Linked DNA regions of Homo sapiens: region 2 is linked to region 1. A link is a loop called in an ENCODE intact Hi-C map of the cell type or tissue named here. Cell type or tissue: Calu3. All regions are shown on one strand. Links, peaks and the distances in the headings refer to the core of each region. The heading gives the core; the rest is flanking DNA.

Region 1 (2,500 bases), core at 1-2,500:
TTTCCGTATCCCCTTCTACCATACATGCTAGCCTCCTCCAGTATCAACATCCTCTACCAGCGTGGTACATTTGTTAAAAATGAACCTATACTGACACATAATCACCCAAAGTCTATAATTTACATAGAATTCCCTCATTTATTAAAAATAAAGTTAAATATTACTCTAAGGCAAATTAAAGAAGGTATTTTTCTTCTATTACAAAAGGTTTCAAGGGAAGAAAAGCCTTCAGAAAAACAATGAAAAGGTTTCAAGGGAAGGAAAGCCTTAAGAAAAACAATGAAAAGGTTTCAAGGGAAGGAAAGCCTTAAGAAAAACAATGAAAAGGTTACAAGGGAAGAGAAGCCTTAAGAAAAACTCTAAATTTGCCATGAAAAAAAATTCACAGTACATATTTTAGATAAATGAGATAAAAATTAGATGAAAATGAAAAGAAAATGAAAAACCAAACATGATAAATTTCATTTAAAACTTGTCAAGTTATCTTTACTTGTTTCAATGGTCTCTTCTTTGATTTTGATACAATAGATGACTTTCACCCTATTTCTATGAAACAACAGTGACATCCAGAGGCCAAGAAAACAGCAATGGTACATAAGCAATCAGCCTCTTTTATTATTACTTAACTAGACAATCAGCTTAGCATTGACAAAATAAAATGCAATCCAACAATATAGTTAAATGTTAACACTTGAGTCTGAAGTACAATTTCAAATGTAATTAAGATAAATTTATGAACGTGTGCTTATATATATTTGAACCTAGTTAACATATATATTCAATTTTGTTAAATTTAAATACTATTTTTACTTTATATGTACTAGGTTGTCTGTAAAATGTATTAAACAATAATTAATTAGGAAAAATATGCAAAAGGAGTATTCTAACAAAACAGTGACTTAAATATCTTACCTTCTATCAAAAGTAGACATTCATTTGAAAGCGGGAGAATACCATTATTTTTCACAAAATGAACTGCTACTTTTCGTCCTTTTTGATTTTTAGTGGTCCAGATTTTTGAATCATATAATGATGTATTTTGTAGCTTGACATCTGGGGTTTTAGTTGCACCATCCTGAAAAATTATATCCAAATCGCCCTCATGTGGAACTTCTTGCCTAAAATTATTGGCAATGAAATGATAGAAATCGATTTTGGTGTAAGCGTGAAGATTTCCATTTAACAAGTTATCAAATTAAAAAGTATCATTCTTACATGTAGATGAGTCAGTTACTTTTTCTTAAATTATGTAAATTATGGAGATAATTCACTTTGCAGAACAAATAACTTTTTTTCAATAGATAATTATTTGATATTTTGTGGGTAAGTATATCCAAATCATATTTACATTAACTACCAGTGATTTCTATGCCTGGTTTTGTGATACAAAGTTACTCATAATTATTTCTAGCATCAATTTTTTTCTCCTCTGTAAAGAATGCTAAATTTCCCAGTAGGAGAAAAAAATGCAGTGGCCCCGTCTTCACTCCAGTTAAATATCCACTTACCACACTTAGGGAGAAGGGCACTTCTAAACTAATAATATTTCCAATTCTGTTTAATAATTAATAATTTTAAGAAGTCATATGGTTAGGTACCATGTAGCAGAAATGGCATCATTTGGAATCAAAAGGTGTATGGCTTTCTTCTGGTTCTGTTGCCAGTTAACTGTGTAACTTTAGACAGTTTCCGTTAATTTCTGAGATAATATCCTTATTTGTTTAAAAAATGATCGCGGAGAGTGGTTTTATTTTACAAAGCTGTATGATTTTACAAAATTCAATAAACCAAAGTTTGATAATATTTGAAGAATTATCTAAAATCCTTATATATACATTTTAATCCCAACCACCATTTCAAGCTCAAATGGGTAAAAACAGTTCCCTCACATTTTATTTAAAGAGATTTTAAAATAAAAAATTTCTTCAAACAAACCCAAATTTTGGATTGGAAAATATATGTATATTAATGAACACAGATACTCACAATTTATAAGCACACAAATACATGGCGATGTACATAGATATTTACACATTGTAGCACATTTTAGTGAAGACTCAATTTAGGGCATCCAAATGCATATAACCATCAATTATCTACATTTTCCAAAACATCATTTTAGATATTCAGAGGAAAAGTAGGCAAATTGCAAAAAGATGAGGAGCTTTTAAAAATGATTTTCAGAATATGTCTTGAGCCGATTATGTAGTAAAAGGATTACAAAACAGTTATATACATTTATTACATATTTATATAATCACTGATGTTCAGAGTAAAGGCACTGAGAAATTCTCAATTACTAAAGAAAATTTAAATTATATTTATTATATTCTAGTTATTAAGCAGGACAGAAGTTTACCAACAAGGCTCTCTTTATCACTTAATTAGATATTTCAAGTAATTACAACTCCTTTCAAAAATTTCAGTTAATAAAGGTTTATATTTCAGAAGATACTTCTGTGACAAATGAGTCTGCCCAAATATATTCATCATTTATTAT
Region 2 (16,884 bases), core at 5,967-8,466, 670 kb before region 1:
AACTTTAATACCCCACTTACAGCACTAGACAAATCACTGAGGCGGAAAACTAACAAAGAAACTTTGAATGTAAATTAGACTCTTGACAAAATGAACCTAATAAACATCTACAGAAGACTTCACCCAGCAACCACAGAATAAACTTTTTTTCACATCTGTGCATAAAACATTCTCTACAATTGATCACGTGCTCTGTTATAAAGCAAGTCTCAATAAATTAAAAAAAGAACCTGAAATCATGTCAAGCATGTCCTTGGACCACAGTAGAATAAAATTAAAAATCAATTCCAAGAGGAAACCTCAAAAACCACACAGTACATGGGAACAAAACAACTTGCTCCTGAATGACTTTTGGGTAAGCAAAAAAATTAACCAGAAACCAAAAAATTTTTGAAACAAATGAAAATAGAGATAAAACATATGCAAACCTCTGGGATCCAGAAAAAAGCAGCATTAACAGGAAAGTTTATCATGCTAAATGCCTACATAAAAAGTTAGAAATATCTCAAATTAATAGCACTAACATCATACCTAAAGGAATTAGAAAAACAAGAACAAACCAAATCCAAGGCCAGTAGAAGAAAATACATAATGAAGATTAGAGCAGAACCAAATGAAATTGAGACCGAAAAAGCCATACAAAAGATTAATGAAACAAAAAGTTGCCTCTTCAAAAGGATAAATAAAATTGACTGATAGCCAGATTAGCTAAGAAAAAAAGAGAAAAGAGTCAGATAAGTATAATCAGAAGTGACAAAGGTGACAATACAACTGATACCAGAGAAATATAAAAGATCTTCAGAAACTACTAATGACATCTATGCACAAAACCTAGAAAATCTAGAGGAAATGGATAAATTACTGAAAACACTCAATTCCCTACTATGAACATCTGTGCACATAAACTAGAAAATTTAGAGGAAGTGGATAAATTCCTGAAAACATTCAGCTCCCTACTGTGAACAACTGTGCACATAAACTAGACAATTTAGAGGAAGTGGATAAATTCCTGAAAACACTCAACTCCCAAGCTTGAACCAAAGAAATAAAAATCCTGAACAGACTAATAATGAGTTATGAAAATGAATCAATAATAAATCTACCAACCAAAACCAGCAGTGAACCAAACAGATTCATAGCTGAATTCTATTAGATGTTCAAAGAAGAACTGGTACCAATCTTACTGAAACTATTCCAAAAAACCAAGGAGGAGGAATTCCTACCTAACTTATTCTACAAAACCAGTATGATGTTGATACCAAAATCTGGCCAGGACACAACAAAAAAAGAACATTACAGGCCAATATCTCTGACTAGCACAGATGCAAAATCCTCAACAAAATATTACCAAACCAAATCCAACAGTATGTCAAAAAGATAATTCATCATGATCAAGTGGGTCTTATTCCTGGAATGCAAGGATTGTTCAACACATGCAAAACAATAAATGTGGTTAGCCACATAAGCAGAATCAAAAGCAAAAACCATACGATCATTTCAATAGATTCAGAAAAAGCATTTGATAAAATTCAACATCTCTTCATGATGAAATCCCAAACAAACTAGGCATTGAATGAACATACCTCAAAATAACAAGAGCCATTTATGACAAACCCACAACCAACATCATACAGAATGGACAAAAGTTGAAAGAATTCCTCCTAAGAGCTAGAAAAAGACAAGGATGTCCACTCTTACTACTCCTATTTCACAAAGTACTGGTAGTCCTAGCCAGAGCAATCAGATGAGAGAAAGAAATACAAGGCATCCAAATAGGAAAAGAGGAAGTAAAATTATCTCTGTTTGCTGACAACATGATTCTATACCTAGGAATTCCTAGAGATTCCTTCAAAAGACTTCTAGACCTGATAAACAAATTCAGTAAAGTTTTGGGATACGAAATCAGTGAACAAAAATTAGTGGGATTTCTATACACCAATAATTTTCAAATCAAGAACAAAATCAAGAACCCAATTTCATTTACAATAGCCTCACACACAAAATACAATACTTAGGAATATATTTAACCAAGGAGGTGAAAGACCTTTACACAGAAAACCACAGAACATTGATGAAAGAAATTACAGATGACACAAACAAATGGAAAATCATTCCATGCTCATGGATAGAAAGGATCAATATTGTTAAAATGACCATAATGCCCAAAGCTGTCTATAGATTCAATGCAATTATTATCAAATTACCAGTGTGTTTTTTCACAGAATTAGAAAAAAAAATCCCAAAGTTCTTATGGAACCAAAAAGAGCCTGAATAGCCAACGCAATTCTAATCAAGCAGAGAAACAAACAAACAAACAACCCCCACCCCCCAAAAAAGCAAAAGCAAAAGCAAAGCCAAAAACAAACCAAAAACAACCACAAAAAAAACCAAAGCTGGAGCCATCTCTTTACCAGACCTTGGACTGTAGTATAAGGCTGTAGTAATCAGAACAGCATAGTACTGCTACAAAAATAGACACACAGATCAATGGAACAGAACAGAAAACCCAGATATAAAGCCACACACTTAACAACTAACTGATCTTCAAAAATGTTGACAAAGATAAGCAATGAGGAAAGGACTCCCTATTCAATAAATGGTGCTGGGAAACTGGCTAGTGATATGCAGAAGAATGAAATTGGACCCCTAGTTATTACTGTATACAAAAGTTAACTCAAGATGGATTTAAGACTTAAATGTAAGACTTAACTATAAAAATCCTAGAAGTAAACCTAGGAAAAACTCTTCTGGAAATTGGCCTATGCAAATCATTTATTGCTAAGACCTCAAAAGAAAATAGAACAAAAACAAAAATAGACAAATGGGACTTAATTAAACTAAAAACATTCTGCACAGCAAAAGAAACAACAGATTAAACAGACAGCCTACAGAATGAAAGAGTATAGCAAACTATTCATCCAACAGATTAATATCGAGAATCTATAAGGAACTTCAATAAACAAGAAAAGAAAAAAGTAACTTCATTGAAAAGTGACAAAGAACATGAACAGACATTTCTCTTGTATGTAGAAGACATACAAGCAGCTAACAAACATGTAAAAAGATGCTCAACATCTGGAATCAGCAGAGAAATGCAAATCAAAACTGCAATGAAATGTTTATCTTACTCTAGTCAAAATGGCATTATCAAAAAATCAAACAATAACAGATGTTGGTGAGGATGCAGAGAAAAGGGGTCATTTATACACTTGTGGGAATGTTAAGGAGTTCAACCCTTATGGGAAACAGTATGGAGATTTTGCAAAGAACTGAAAACAGAACTACCATTTGACCCAGAAATCCCACAACTGGGTATCTTCCCAAGGAAAATAAATCATGTTATCAAAAAGACACTTGCACTTGTATGTTTGTTGCAGTACTATTCATAATGGCGAAGTCATGGAATCAATCTAAGTGACCGACAACAGTGGATTAGATTTAAAAAATGTGGCACATATACACCGTAGAATACTACACAGCCATATAAAGAATGAAATTTTGCAGCAGCGTGGACATAGTTGGAGGCCACTGTGCTAAGTGAATTAACATTTAAACAGAAAATCAAATACTACACCATCTCACCTATAAGAGAGAGCCAAGCAATAAGTACACAGGGTTATACATATGAAAATGATAGATACAGGGAACTCCAAAATTGGGGAGAGAAGCCTGGGGGAAAGGGCTGAAAAACTACCTATTGGGTACAATGTTAAATATTTGGGTGATAGGTTCACTAGAAGCCAAAAACGCAGCATTATACAGTACACCCATGCCACAAACCTGCACAGCTATCCCCTGAATGTAAAAACAAAGAGAAAACTAAGTAAGCAAAGCATAAAAATGGGACCAATAATATCTTCTTTTTATTAGTTTTGATTGTTCTAAAGGTAAGAAGGGATGGCACATAAAGTGCCTATCAAATATTGCTCGGTTCATGATAAGAATAGTAATAATGGTAGTCACAAAAAGAGTCATAACTTCAACAACAATGATGATGATGACAACTAGAACAATTAAGATATTTATTATAGCTTTGAGAAGATTTTAGAATTTTATGAAGTCATTTTTCAAGTAGTGTAAGCTTTCTGTTTGGCAAAAGGTTTTGCTTCCTTTATGTTATAATAATGGATCTTTTGCCAGGCATGGTGGCTCACGACTGTATTTCCAGCTACTTGGGAGACTGAAGTGGGAGGATTGCTTGAGTCTGGGAGTTCAAGACCAGACTAGGCAACATAGTGAGACCCATATAAAAAAAAAGATTTTTCAATTCAAAGTTAATGTTACTAAACATATCAAAAATTGTTTAGTCTTATGCTCTGTGTGGACATGGAAAATAAAAGATGAATAGTGAATTTGTTTTCTTTTTAAAAAAGTTGTATAGACATCAAGACACTCCCACCCTTTTTTGAGTAGCTGTATCACTTTTGAGATTCTGCACGTATATTGAGAAGCTCAAAATAAAAAGCCTGGTTTATAGAATTTTTAGTGGTGAGGACCAAGTTAGAGCTGGCTAGAAGGTTCCCTGCCAAGAGAACTGCAGATGAGCGATTCCCTAGATTAGCACTGAAGTGGGAATAGGGGAAGTGTTTCCAACTGCCTAAGATAAAAAAGCTGAAGCTTAAACATTTTTAATGTTCAGAAAGCTGACACAAGATTACCAGTGCTATACAAATTAAATTATTTTCTTATTTTCTTACTCCTGTGCTTGCCCCCAATGTCTACTCCAAAGGACCAGCAGAAATCTTGCAATCTGGGATAGAAGGAGTGAAACTAAAATGGAAAAAGAGTAATCTGATTACTCCCACCCTTCCTGACTCCTACATATCCCATCTAGGATTTTAAACCAAGATTAAAGTTTTTCAATTGTATGGTCATGGGCATTTAAATCATTAAACAAGTCTTTATTTTGTGGTGTGGAATGACTGTATACAGTTTGTTTTGCCTAGCAGGGAAGAGAAAAGTCAGTGCATCTGCCTGAGTTTTCATTTAGAGAGGTAAGAGAAGAATTGGTTCTACTACTAAACATATCTTTATTCTCTTTCCAAATAATACAAGGACTCCAGAAGATTGAATTCCCCAGTGGACAAGTCTTTGTTATGAATATTTTAATTTTATTATATTGCCTGCTCTTTTGTAGTTGGATGGAGTTACATGACTAATTCTGACCAATGGGCTATGATTGGAAGTGGTGACATATGTACTTCTATGTATATTCCCATGTGTTTTCTTTCCCAACCATGACATCTTGAGAGACTATATGTTTCAGTTGTACAGCTGCATGAAGACGGAACTCTATTAGCCTTGGTACCACTGTGACTTTTTGGAGCAGATTCTCTTAGTGACTGTTGTTGGTTATGTAGTTTGAGTGAAAAAAAGACCTCGTTATGTTAAGCCACTGAGCTTTCGGGGTTGATGTATTGCCCTAATATAACTAGCCTGTTCTGAATAACAAATACACAAATATATCATTTTTTTACGCTCTTCATTCTTTCTTGCATCTCAGATTTTCCATTTAGGGTTACTTTCCTTTCCTCTGAAGTACATCTATTATCTCCTTTGATGTATGTTTATTGGTAGTAGAGTAGTTCCCCTTTATTCACAGGGCATGTTCCAAGACCTCCAGTGGATGCCTGAAACCACAAATAGAACTGAGCCCTAGATATGCTATGTTTTTCCCTATACTTGAATATTTATAATAAAGCTTATAAATTAGACACAGTAAAAGATTAACAACAATAATAAAATAGAACAATTATCAGCAATTTACTGTCATAAAAGTTATGTGAATGTGGCCTCTGTCTCTCAAAACGTGTTATTGTACCGTCTGTACCCGCCCTTCTTCTTGTAATGACGTGAGATGAAATGACTATGTGATTGAGATGAATTGATGAAACAGGATGGAAAGAGGTTTCATCACACCACCTAGAATGGCATGCAATTAAAAAATTGTAAATAGTTTGTTTCTGGAATTTTCCATTTAATATTTTCTGACCATGATTCACTGTGGGTGATGGAAGCCGTGGAAAGTGAAACACTGGATAAGAGGACTACTCTACATATTTTGTTGATCTTTACATATGTAAAACCTAGTTGACTAAACTGAGAGTGCTTAAATTCCCACAGTGTTTGTGTTTGCTTTTGCTAGAGCCAGGTGATGTTCCCCGTCTTATGCTACTCCAGCCCCTTCTACCATCACTGATTCAATCCTAAAATTTTAGGTTGTGTGTTTTCAACTAATTAACACTTTTATATCAGCATTTGTTTCAGGGTAACTCCACCTGTTATGTGTTCTCAAAGTTTACCTAGAGTTTACAAAATCTTTCAGCACTGCATCTTTGTCACATTAGTGGGTAAAGTATGAGGTCCCAGCCCTTCTCCCTAACCACTTTATCTTTTTGCTCTGCATATTTGAGGAACATTACACATGACTTCTCTCTGGGCCTCACGGGAGAAAAGAGTGTCTTAAAAATTTATAAAGCTTTTGAAGTTCTAAAACCTTGGAATTGGAAGATTAGAAATTTTTACTACCTTGTGTAATTTTATTTTGATATGTTAAGTTTCTTGATTACTTCCTTCTTGAAAAATTTATAACCTCCTACATGGAGGAGAACTCAGAGATCATTTTGTAAAATAATTTCAATTTAAAGATGAGGAAGTGTGAGCTTGTTGTGTTAATGTGGCTTGCCAAGATCACACAGAGGGAAACACAGGCTTGCTATGTTTTACCTGAGAGAAAGTTAGAGAGACTGATTAAATTTAGGCTTTAGACTATTTATCACTGAGTAGCAGCCTCTTTACCTCAATACTTAGTTGATTAAAATCCAAAAGTTTCCAGTAGCCTTTAAATATCAAGGAATGGACCACTGAGCTAAACAAACGCTGGAAACAAGTTTCAGAGAGTGTTTCCATTTTATATAATTAGTTGTTTCAAAAACTAAGGGAATCAACTTTTAGACTCCCATGCTAGTAGTGACTATGACAGTGTCAGCAGGGGGCAGCCAGCTCCTAAAATTTGGAAACATGCTTCCTTCTTGTCTTTTCTGTTTAAGTTTCCAAATCAGGCTTTATAAAATCAAGTTTCATAAAACACTTTATGAAATAGTGATACTGCTTGGTTAAATATAAGAAGAACATTCTGCTTTAACTTCAGCTATTCCAAGGCCAACTGGTACACTGAAAGTCAATTCTGACACTAACCACCCAGAGATAGTGTCAAACCAGACAAATTTAAGGCCAGGGTCCCCAACAAGACCACCCCCACTTTAGATGCCAGACACAAGTTAAGGGGGTTCTCAGGTTACCTACACTTCTGATTAACTGGGTGTAAAGTTGGGGATTCCAATGACTCCCTTCAGATGTAATAATTCACAGGAATGACTCAGAGAACTCAGGAAAGTGCTGTATTTTTTTATCTTTTTTGTAAAATTATACTTTAAGTTCTAGGGTACATGTGCACAATGTGCATGTTTGTTACATAGGTATACATGTGCCATGTTGGTTTGCTGCACCCATCAACTCATCATTTATATTAGGTATTTCTCCTAATGCTAATCCTTCCCCCAGCCCCCACCCCCCAACAGGCCCTGGTGTGTGAGTGATGTTCCCCTCCTTTTGTCCCTGTGTTCTCATTGTTCAACTCCCACTTACGAGCGAGAACGTGCAGTGTTTGGTTTTCTCTTCTTGTGTTACTCTGCTGAGAATAATGGTTTCCAGTTTCATCCATGTCCCTGCAAAGGACATGAACTCATCCCTTTTCATGGCTGCATAGTATTCCATGGTGTATACATGACACATTTTCTTTATCCAGTCTATAATTGATGGGCATTTGGATTGGTTCCAAGACTTTGCTATTGTGAACAGTACTGCATTAAACATACATGTGCCTGTGTCTTTATAGTAGAATTATTTATAATCCTTTGGGTATATACCCAGTAATAGGATTGCTGGGTCAAATAGTATTTCTAGTTCTAGATCCTTGAGGAATCGCCACACTGTCTTCCACAATGGTTGAACTAATTTACACTCCCAGCAACAGTGTGAAAGTGTTCCTATTTCTCTACATCCTCTCCAGCATCTGTTGTTTCCTTACTTTTTAATGATTGCCATTCTAACTGGCATGAGATGATATCTCATTGTGGTTTTGATTTGCATTTCTCTTATGACCAGTGATGATGAGCATTTTTTCATATGACTGTTGGCTGCATAAATGTCTTGTTTTGAGAGGTGTCTGTTCATATACTTTGCCCACTTTTTGATGGGGTTTTTTGGGTTTTTTTTCTTGTAAATTTGTTTAAATTCTTTGTAGATCTGGATATTAGCCCTTTGTCAGATGGATAGATTGCAAAAATTTTCTCCAAATCTGCAGGTTGCCTGTTGACTCTGCTGATAGTTTCTTTTGCTGTGCAGAAGCTCTCTAGTTTAATTGGATCTCATTTGTCTATTTTGGCTTTTGTTGCCATTGCTTTTGGTGTTTTAGTTATGAAGTCTTTGCCCATGCCTACGTCCTGAATGGTATTACCTAGGTTTTCTTCTAGGGTTTTTATGGTTTTAGGTCTTATATTTAAGTCTTTAATCCATCTTGAGTTAATTTTTGTATAAGGTGTAAGGAAGGGATCCAGTTTCAGCTTTCTGCATGTGGCTAGTCAGTTTTCACAGCACCATTTATTAAACAGGGAATCCTTTGCTCATTGCTTGTTTTTGACAGGTTTGTCAAAGACTAAATGGTTGTAGATGTGTGGTGTTATTTCTGAGGCCTCTGTTCTGTTCCATTGGTCTATATATCTGTTTTGGTACCAGTACCATGCTGTTTTGGTTACTGTAGCCTTGTAGTATAGTTTGAAGTCTGGTAGTGTGATGCCTCCAGCTTTGTTCTTTTGGCTTAGGATTGTCTTGGCAATGTGGGCTCTTTTTTGGTTCCATATGAAATTTAAAGTAGTTTTTTCCATTTCTGTGAAGAAAGTCAGTGGTAGCTTGATGGGGATAGCATTGAATCTATAAATTACTTTGGGCAGTATGGCCATTTTCATGATATTGATTCTTTCCATCCATGAGCATGGAATGTTTTTCCATTTGTTTGTATCCTCTTTTATTTCCTTGGGCAGTTGTTTGTTGTTCTCCTTGAAGAGGTCATTCACATCCCTTGTAAGCTGTATTCCTAGGTATTTTATTCTCTTTGTAGCAATTGTGAATGGGAGTTCACTCCTGATTTGGCTTTCTGTTTGTCCGTTATTGGTGTATAAGAATGCTTGTGATTTTTGCACATTGATTTTGTATCCTGAGACTTTGCTGAAGTTGCTTACCAGTTAAGGAGATTCAGGGCTGAGATGATGGGGTTTTCTAAATATACAATCATGTCATCTGCTAACAGAGACAATTTGACTTCCTCTTTTCTTAATTGAATACCCTTTATTTCTTTCTCTTGCCTGATTGCCCTGGCCAGAACTTCCAATACTATGTTGAATAGGAGTGGTGAGAGAGGGTGTCCTTGTCTCGTCCCAGTTTTCAAAGGGAATGCTTCCAGTTTTTGCCCATTCAGTATGATATTGGCTGTGGGTTTGTCATAAATAGCTCTTGTTATTATGAGATACATTCCATCAATAACTAGTTTATTGAGAGTTTTTAGCATGAAGGGCTGTTGAATTTTGTCAAAGGTCTTTTCTGCATCTATTGAGATAATCATGTGGTTTTTGTCATTGGTTCCGTTTATGTGATGGATTACGTTTATTGATTTGTGTATGTTGAACCAGCCTTGCATCCCAGGGATGAAGCCAACTTGATTGTGGTGGAAAAGCTTTCTGATGTCCTGCTGGATTCGGTTTGCCAGTATTTTATTGAGGATTTTCACGTCGATGTTCATCAGGGATACTGGCCTAAAATTTTCTTTTTTTTTGTTGTGTCTCTGCCAGGTTTTGGTATCAGAATGATGCTGGCCTCGTAAAATGAGTTAGGGAGGATTCCCTCTTTTTCTATTGATTGGAATAGTTTCAGAAGGAATGGTACCAGCTCCTCTTTGTACCTCTGGTAGAATTTGGCCGGATCCTGGAATTTTTTTTGGTTGGTAGGCTATTAATTATTGCCTCAATTTCAGAACCTGTTATTGGTTGATTCAGAGATTCAGCTTATTTCTGGTTTAGTCTTGGGAGGGTATATGTGTCCAGGAATGTATCCATATCTTCTAGATTTTCTAGCTTATTTGTGTAGAGATATTTATAGTATTCTGTGATGGTAGTTTGTATTTCTGTGAGATCGGTGGTAATATCCTCTTTATCATTTTTTATTGCATTTATTTGATTCTTCTGTGTTTTCTTCTTTATTAGTCTTGCTAGCAGTCTATCAATTTTGTTGAACTTTTCCAAAAACCAGCTCCTGGATTCATTTATTTTTTGAAGGGTTTTTTGTGTCTCTATCTCCTTCATTTCTGCTCTGATCTTTGTTATTTCTTGTAGTCTGCTATCTTTTGAATTTGTTTGGAAAGTGCTATATTTATGATTACAGTTTTATTACAAAGGATGCAAATCAGGAAAACCAACCCAATGAAGAGATGTATGGGATGAGGTCTGGGAGAAAATGCAGATCTCTTTTCTCTCTTCATGGAATAAGGGCATGTCACCATCCTGGCACATGAATGCTCTCTGGCACGGAAAGTTCCACTGAGCTTTGATGTTCAGAAATTTTATTGGGGTTTCATTGCATAGCTATGATAGATTGAATTATTGGTCACATGTTCGAACTCAATCTCCAGCCCTCCTACCCTCTCCAGAAGTTGGGCTGATATCACATAGTTCATAGTTCTAACCCTCTAATTACATGATTAGGTTTTCCAACATGAGCTGTCCCTGTTAAGAAGCTATCTAGGGGCTGACCATGTGGTGCCTCCTTGGCATAACAAAGATACTGATAAAACTCTGAAAATTTCAAGGATTTAGAGATTTCCTCCTAGGAATCAAGAACACAGTTCAGTAAAATTCCTTATTTTACAAAAGAATCACACAAACATACATATACTCATCTTTGCCAAAGAACATTACTGCTTAATAATAATATTGTAGTTATCATTACTATTATCTGTTGCTATCTGTCATTAAAGAACTAAAAAATCCTATGTCTATGATACACTGTAGAAATTTTTTATATTGAAAATATATACAGAGAGAAATTCTCAAGGAAAATGTTTTGCTATTTGGACAATATACAAAGACTCGGTTCTTGATTAAATATTTTTAAAATTTGTAAATTATGAGAGAGGATGTTCTAAAGCCTGGGATTATATTCAGCTCATGTTAATGATGGGCATTGGGGAAAAATGAGCAAATTATACATAAACCAATAGAGACTATAAAACTTCTGAGTGATCAGTAGTGCAGTGTGTTTAATTAGGCATAAGGAAACTATATTCATGTTTTTTTGACCCTGTCCCTAGCTGGCTGTGCTGTCTTGAAGACCTGGATGCTCTCAATTTCTCTCTTCCATTTCCTACATGTATAAGTCATATACAATTATTATTATAATAATTAAAAATACATATTCTTATTTTAAAAATGTAAAAGTCTTTACATTTGATATATAGTGTCAAAGTGGGGCTAAGGCCGTAACCTCACAGGGTACTGGCACCTTAAGTTGGCAATGGAGTTCCAGATTTCAGTGCCTCAGAGAAATGTAGTCTGAATATATTCCACAAGAGTCAATGGACTGCAGACCATATTTGATATGATTTGGCTCTGTGTTTTCCCTCAAGTCTCATGTTGAATTGTAATCCATGGTGTTGGGGGAGGGGTCTGGTGGGAGGTGACTGAATTGTAGAGGTGGACTTCCTCCTTGCTGTTCTCGTGATAGTGAGTGAGTTCTCATGAAATCTGATTAAGTGTTTGACATCCCCCCTCACCCACCACCCTCAGGCTGCCATGTAAGACATGCCTTGCTTCCTCTTTGCCTTCTGCCATGATTGTAAGTTTCCTGAGGCCTCCAGAGCCATGTGGAACTGTGAGTGAATTACATCTCTTTTCTTAATAAATTACCCAGTCTCAGGCAGCTCTCTCCAGCAGTGTAAAAATGGACTAGTACACTGTGAGTCAATTAAACCTCTTTTCTTCACAAATTACCCGGTCTTAGGTAGTTCTCTGTAGCAGTGTGAGACTGGAATAATACAATATTCCCCTATATATAAATGAAACCTGTGAAACCTCTATTTTTGTGTCTAATTTTGCATTAAGAAACATCATTCTTATGAATGTGAAGGGAGAAAGCAAAAAACTCTAAATGATTAATAATTAGTCAAATACAGGGTATTGACTTCAGTTCTAAAAAGTGAAATCCCTGAAGAGACATAAAACATGCTTCTGAGTTGTGAACGCTTAAAAACTGAGCTGAAACTACTTAAATATTGCCCAAGAGTTGTAAACCCTTAAAAACTGAGCTGAAACTACTTAAATATTGCCCAAGAAGAAAGAAGACGTGGAAGAGAGAAAGAAAAGTAAATTAATGGAAAATAAACACATCAACAAAAATTACAAAGCATATGAACAAATCCAACTCCGTGATACGGATTCTCTGCCATTGCAAATTAACACACAAACATAAAAACAACAGCAAAAAGCAACAAAAGAAAATATTTACTCACAAAAATAGGAAACTAAATAATCTAGAAAGTGCTTCAAGTAAACATGTTTAAAATTCTTGAAGAAATAAAGGAGAAAATAATATCCATAAAACAAAAGTAGGGGTTACTGAAACAAAAGCATACTTGTAAATCATGAAGAAAAAGTTAATAAAATGGAAACAAAAATGAACATTATACTTGAGACAGTTGAAGAAAAAACTTGTAATAGAGAACTTTGAAAATTACTGTGACTACAGCCTAAAAAGAGACACATATATGTATAAATATATGTGTGTGTGTCTATATATGTGTGTGTGTATATATATATATATATAAAACATGTGAGTGTCTGTGTGCGTGTTTGAAATTCAGAGAAATAAAGCATAGATTTAGATTCTCTAGTAAAATCTGTTTCCAGAAAGAGAAGCTAGCAATTTCCAAAATTGAAGAGCGATGTAAGTCTTTATACAGAAAGAATACTCTAAATGCTACATATAATAAAAAAAAAAATCAGGTAGACTGGACCTTATGTCATTAAGATTGCAAACTGTTCAATGAAACAATGGTGAAAAAAACATATTTTGGGACATCTAAAGACTAAAATGTATTATCTTCTCTTGAGAATGTAATTGAAATTTCTGTAAAGGGTATATTTTAGCAACAAGAAAAAAATAAATCCTGAAGAAAAAATTGTGACGCAAGAAAAAATGTTCAGCAAAGGCATTGATAAACATATATTGGGAAAATAAAAAGTAATGACTAAAAATATAATTTTTTGAATATTTAAAATAAAGAAGAACTAACATTGTAGTCAACCATTAGATGAAATGTAGAATAAATAGCTCTTACTTGCTATGTCTTACCTGAGAGAAGGTTAGAGGCACTGATTAAGTCTCAGGTTTTATTAAAATAAATTAAGTAGGAGTGTTAACAAGTTTTAAGGGAAATACCAATAAAGAATTAAAAAAGAAACTGTTTCAATTCCAAAGTAGGCAGGAAAGAAAAAACAGGCAAAGATATAATATGATAATAGAAAATATAAAATAAAATGAATGAAATTTGTTCAACTATAAGTAATCACAGTACATATAAACTTCATTACAAGAAAGAAACTCTAGAAACAACTATAACTTATTTATAGTTGGCACAACCAAAATAAAGTGGCACAAGGCTGTGAACAGAATGTTTATCACTCTGTACTCCCCCTAGTCCCTCCCAGTGCCAATTCATATGTTGAATTCTAAATCTCCAATATGATAGTACTTGGAGATGGAGGCTTTAGGAGGTATCTTAGTCTGTTTGGCTTGTTGTAACAAAATTCCATAGACTGAGTGACTTCTAACAACTGAAATTTATCTCTCATGGTTCTGGAGGCTGGGAAGTCTAAGATCAAAGCATCAGCAGATTTGGTGTCTGGTGAGGGTCTGTTTTCTGGTTCATAGGTGACACCTCCCTGCTCTGTCCTCACGTGATAGAAGAAGCAAGGCAGCTCTCTGGGGCCTCATTTATAAGGGCACTAATCTCATTCATGAAGGTACTGCCTTCATCTAATCACCCCTCAAAGGTCTTACCTCCTAATTTCATCATATTGGTGATTAGGTTTCAACATGTGAATTTTGGAGGGACACAAACATTCAGCCTATAGCAGGAGGAAATTAGGTCATAAAGTTGTAACCCTCATGAATAAGATTATTGCCCTTATAAAAGACACCAGAGAGATGATTGTTCTCTGCTCTCCACCGTGTGAGGATCCAAGAAGATGACCATCTGCAAACCAGGAATCAGGCCATCAACAGACATTGAATCTGCTGGTACCTTGACCTTGGACTTTCCAGCTTCCAAAACAGTGAGAAATAAATGTTTCTTGTTTAGGCTACCCAGTAGATGCCATTCTGTTACAGCAGCCTGAATGCATTAAAACACACAGAAAGATTAAAAAGAAGGGAATGGAAAATAATCACTAGTACCACCTCCATGCTACTCTTGCTACTTTCACAACCATAAGCAACATTTATGGAGTGCTTCCTTTGTTCTAAACATTATTCTAGGACCTTTACACATTTTATCTTACTCATTCTCATTGCAAGCTTAAAGTAAAAAGTAATATAATAGTACTAATACCAGGTGAACAGAGTTTATGAAAATAACATTTCCTCCTTAAGCCATTTTAACCCCATACTAGCTACACTACTGATAAATATCAAAGGGATTTTTCTGAGATGAAAATCTGACCATGTCAGTTATTTTCTTCAAGGCTTTCATTTTCTACATCATAAATAATACAGGCAATTAAACTTCTACAGCACTAACTACATCTCAGGAACTCTCTGACTACTTTATATGTGTATGTAGCTCATTTAACCATCACACAACATTATGAGGTTGTTAATGAATCCCATTCTTCAGATGATTAAATGAGGCACTGAGGCATAATTTTCCCAAGCTTACACAGCCATTAAGTGGCAGAGCTGTGAGTTGAATCCAGGAGTACATGGCTCTAGAGATCATGCTTCTAACCACATTATGCCACCTATCTCAACAAACACTTTGACTTCTAAAATTTTATTTTTGAACTCTTACATATTTTGTCACCGTGTCTCTCATCAACTTTCAACACACACTGTAATTTATCTATAACAAACTATTAAGCTTATGATTTCTGCAATTTCAAACTTAGTACCTTTACTGGTGCTACTTTCTTGGGCTGAAGTAGCCTTTCTATCTGGTGTACTTAGAAACACCATTCAAAATTCAGCTCAGGAATATTATCTTCTCTGAAGCCTTCTCTGGTACTATGGGTGAGAATCAAAATATTTAATAACAAGTAGGAAGAGGTACCAACCAAGTAGAATAAATGCTTTGATCAATTAGAAGCAATGCTGGGTACAATCACTGCAGCAGTTTGGTCCCTGAGTTCTTGGCTCTCACATAAATAGAAAATAACACCAGGCCAAACAGAAATTGTTCTCAGGCCAAGTTTGATAGGCTTGTGGCTCAAGCAAAGCAAGGGGGCAGTGTATGAGAAAGGGATCCTGGTGCTAACTTCTGCAGGGGCTTAGCTCTTGTCATTTTAAGGAAGCCGAGGGGTAAAAAGGAGCAATATGCAGGCATGAAGAGGCAGGGAACTTTTAGCACCTGTGCAGTTCGACAACATGCCTCTTCATGCATTTCATGTCTCATGTTAAATTTCCACCTCTGGGTGTAATGACATTATAGTGAGGAAAAACTCAGTGAAAGCTCAGCACTAGAGGCCATCTTGTCTTTAGCTGGCTGGATCTGATTAGATTTTTATCAGGAATGCTGGAGTCCCGCTTTGACAATCTTTGGAGAAGTAACTCAAGGAAATAAATGGGTAGGTTCTTTCTTTCATGGTTGGGAATTCAGCTTGGTCAGCTAAGTTAGGAGGAGGCATCTTTCTGCTACATAACTTGGGTCAGCTTATTAAGGGAGGCAAGAAGGTAAGGGAGGGAATATGCCTGGACATGTGACGCCCATGTGGTCTTGAAAACGGGAAAGGTTTCCTTGTCCCCTTAGCAGGGCATGTAGTGGGGGCTGTGGCTTGCTTCAGTGCCCCAACACTCAAACCTTGTGGGAGCATACAGATGGGCAGGCTGTGGGGCTGTGACCCGACAGCAATGTCTAGAGGTCAATGATCACAGCTCCTGAAGCCCCAGTGGGCGTGTGTTACAGGGTGCTCTTTTAGTTTGCAGTCTATAAGCGGCTTGGGTTAACCAGCTCAATCAGATCCTCTACCTTGTCACAAGGACAGACGGCTTTTTGTATCCCAGGTTCTTGCCTTGGTGTACCGGAAGAATCTTATCACAGGTGGGCTTGGAGAATGAGTGCAAAGTTTTATTTAGTGGAAGTAGCTCTTAGACGATCAGGGAGCCAGAAGAGAGACGGTTTTTCCCTGGAGCTGGGCCGCTCCGCAGCCCCAGCTCTCCTCTGATTGCCGCGGCAAAACTCTGCCTCATCCCACTGATCACATCGGCTGTCCGGTGTCTGTCAGTGTGCTTGTGCTCCCTCCATGTCCTTTTCGACCTCTAGCCACTTGTGTCTTATTCTGCTGACTTACTCCTCTCAAAGTCGGCCCACCTGTGTCTGCCTGCTAGGGTATCAGGTTTTTTTTTTTTTTTTAATAGGCACAGGATGGGGGCGTGGCAAGCCAGGGTGGTCTTGGGAAATGCAACATTTGGGCAGGAAATGCCTGTCCTCACCTAGGTCTATGGGGGGTGGAGCCTAGCCAGGGACAACGGCCTCCTCTACCCAGCACTTCCCTTCCCCTCTAC

The links. Hi-C counts contacts between places; a loop is a spot of excess contacts. Peaks named below come from ENCODE experiments on the same cell type or tissue, not always from the same donor. Only the 100,000 strongest peaks of a DNase experiment are listed, where the experiment ranks them.
Region 2: it touches region 1 in a loop (5-fold over the local background); 6 of 110 quality-filtered maps call a loop at or near these places.

What each region holds. Positions count from the first base shown.
Region 1 is chr7:124,840,061-124,842,560 of GRCh38, forward strand. It overlaps POT1 (protection of telomeres 1), which reads right to left. Exons shown (of 19, transcript NM_015450.3): 14 at 913-1,118. Among named protein-coding and RNA genes, the nearest start is that of LINC03043, 51 kb to the left of the region's middle. In Calu3, for the core only: no CTCF peak of the experiment used is centred there; no DNase peak of the experiment used is centred there.
Region 2 is chr7:124,164,285-124,181,168 of GRCh38, forward strand. No RefSeq gene overlaps it. Among named protein-coding and RNA genes, the nearest start is that of TMEM229A, 140 kb to the left of the region's middle. In Calu3, for the core only: CTCF peaks have their summits at 6,985 (motif pointing right) and 7,282; a DNase peak (open chromatin) is centred at 6,997.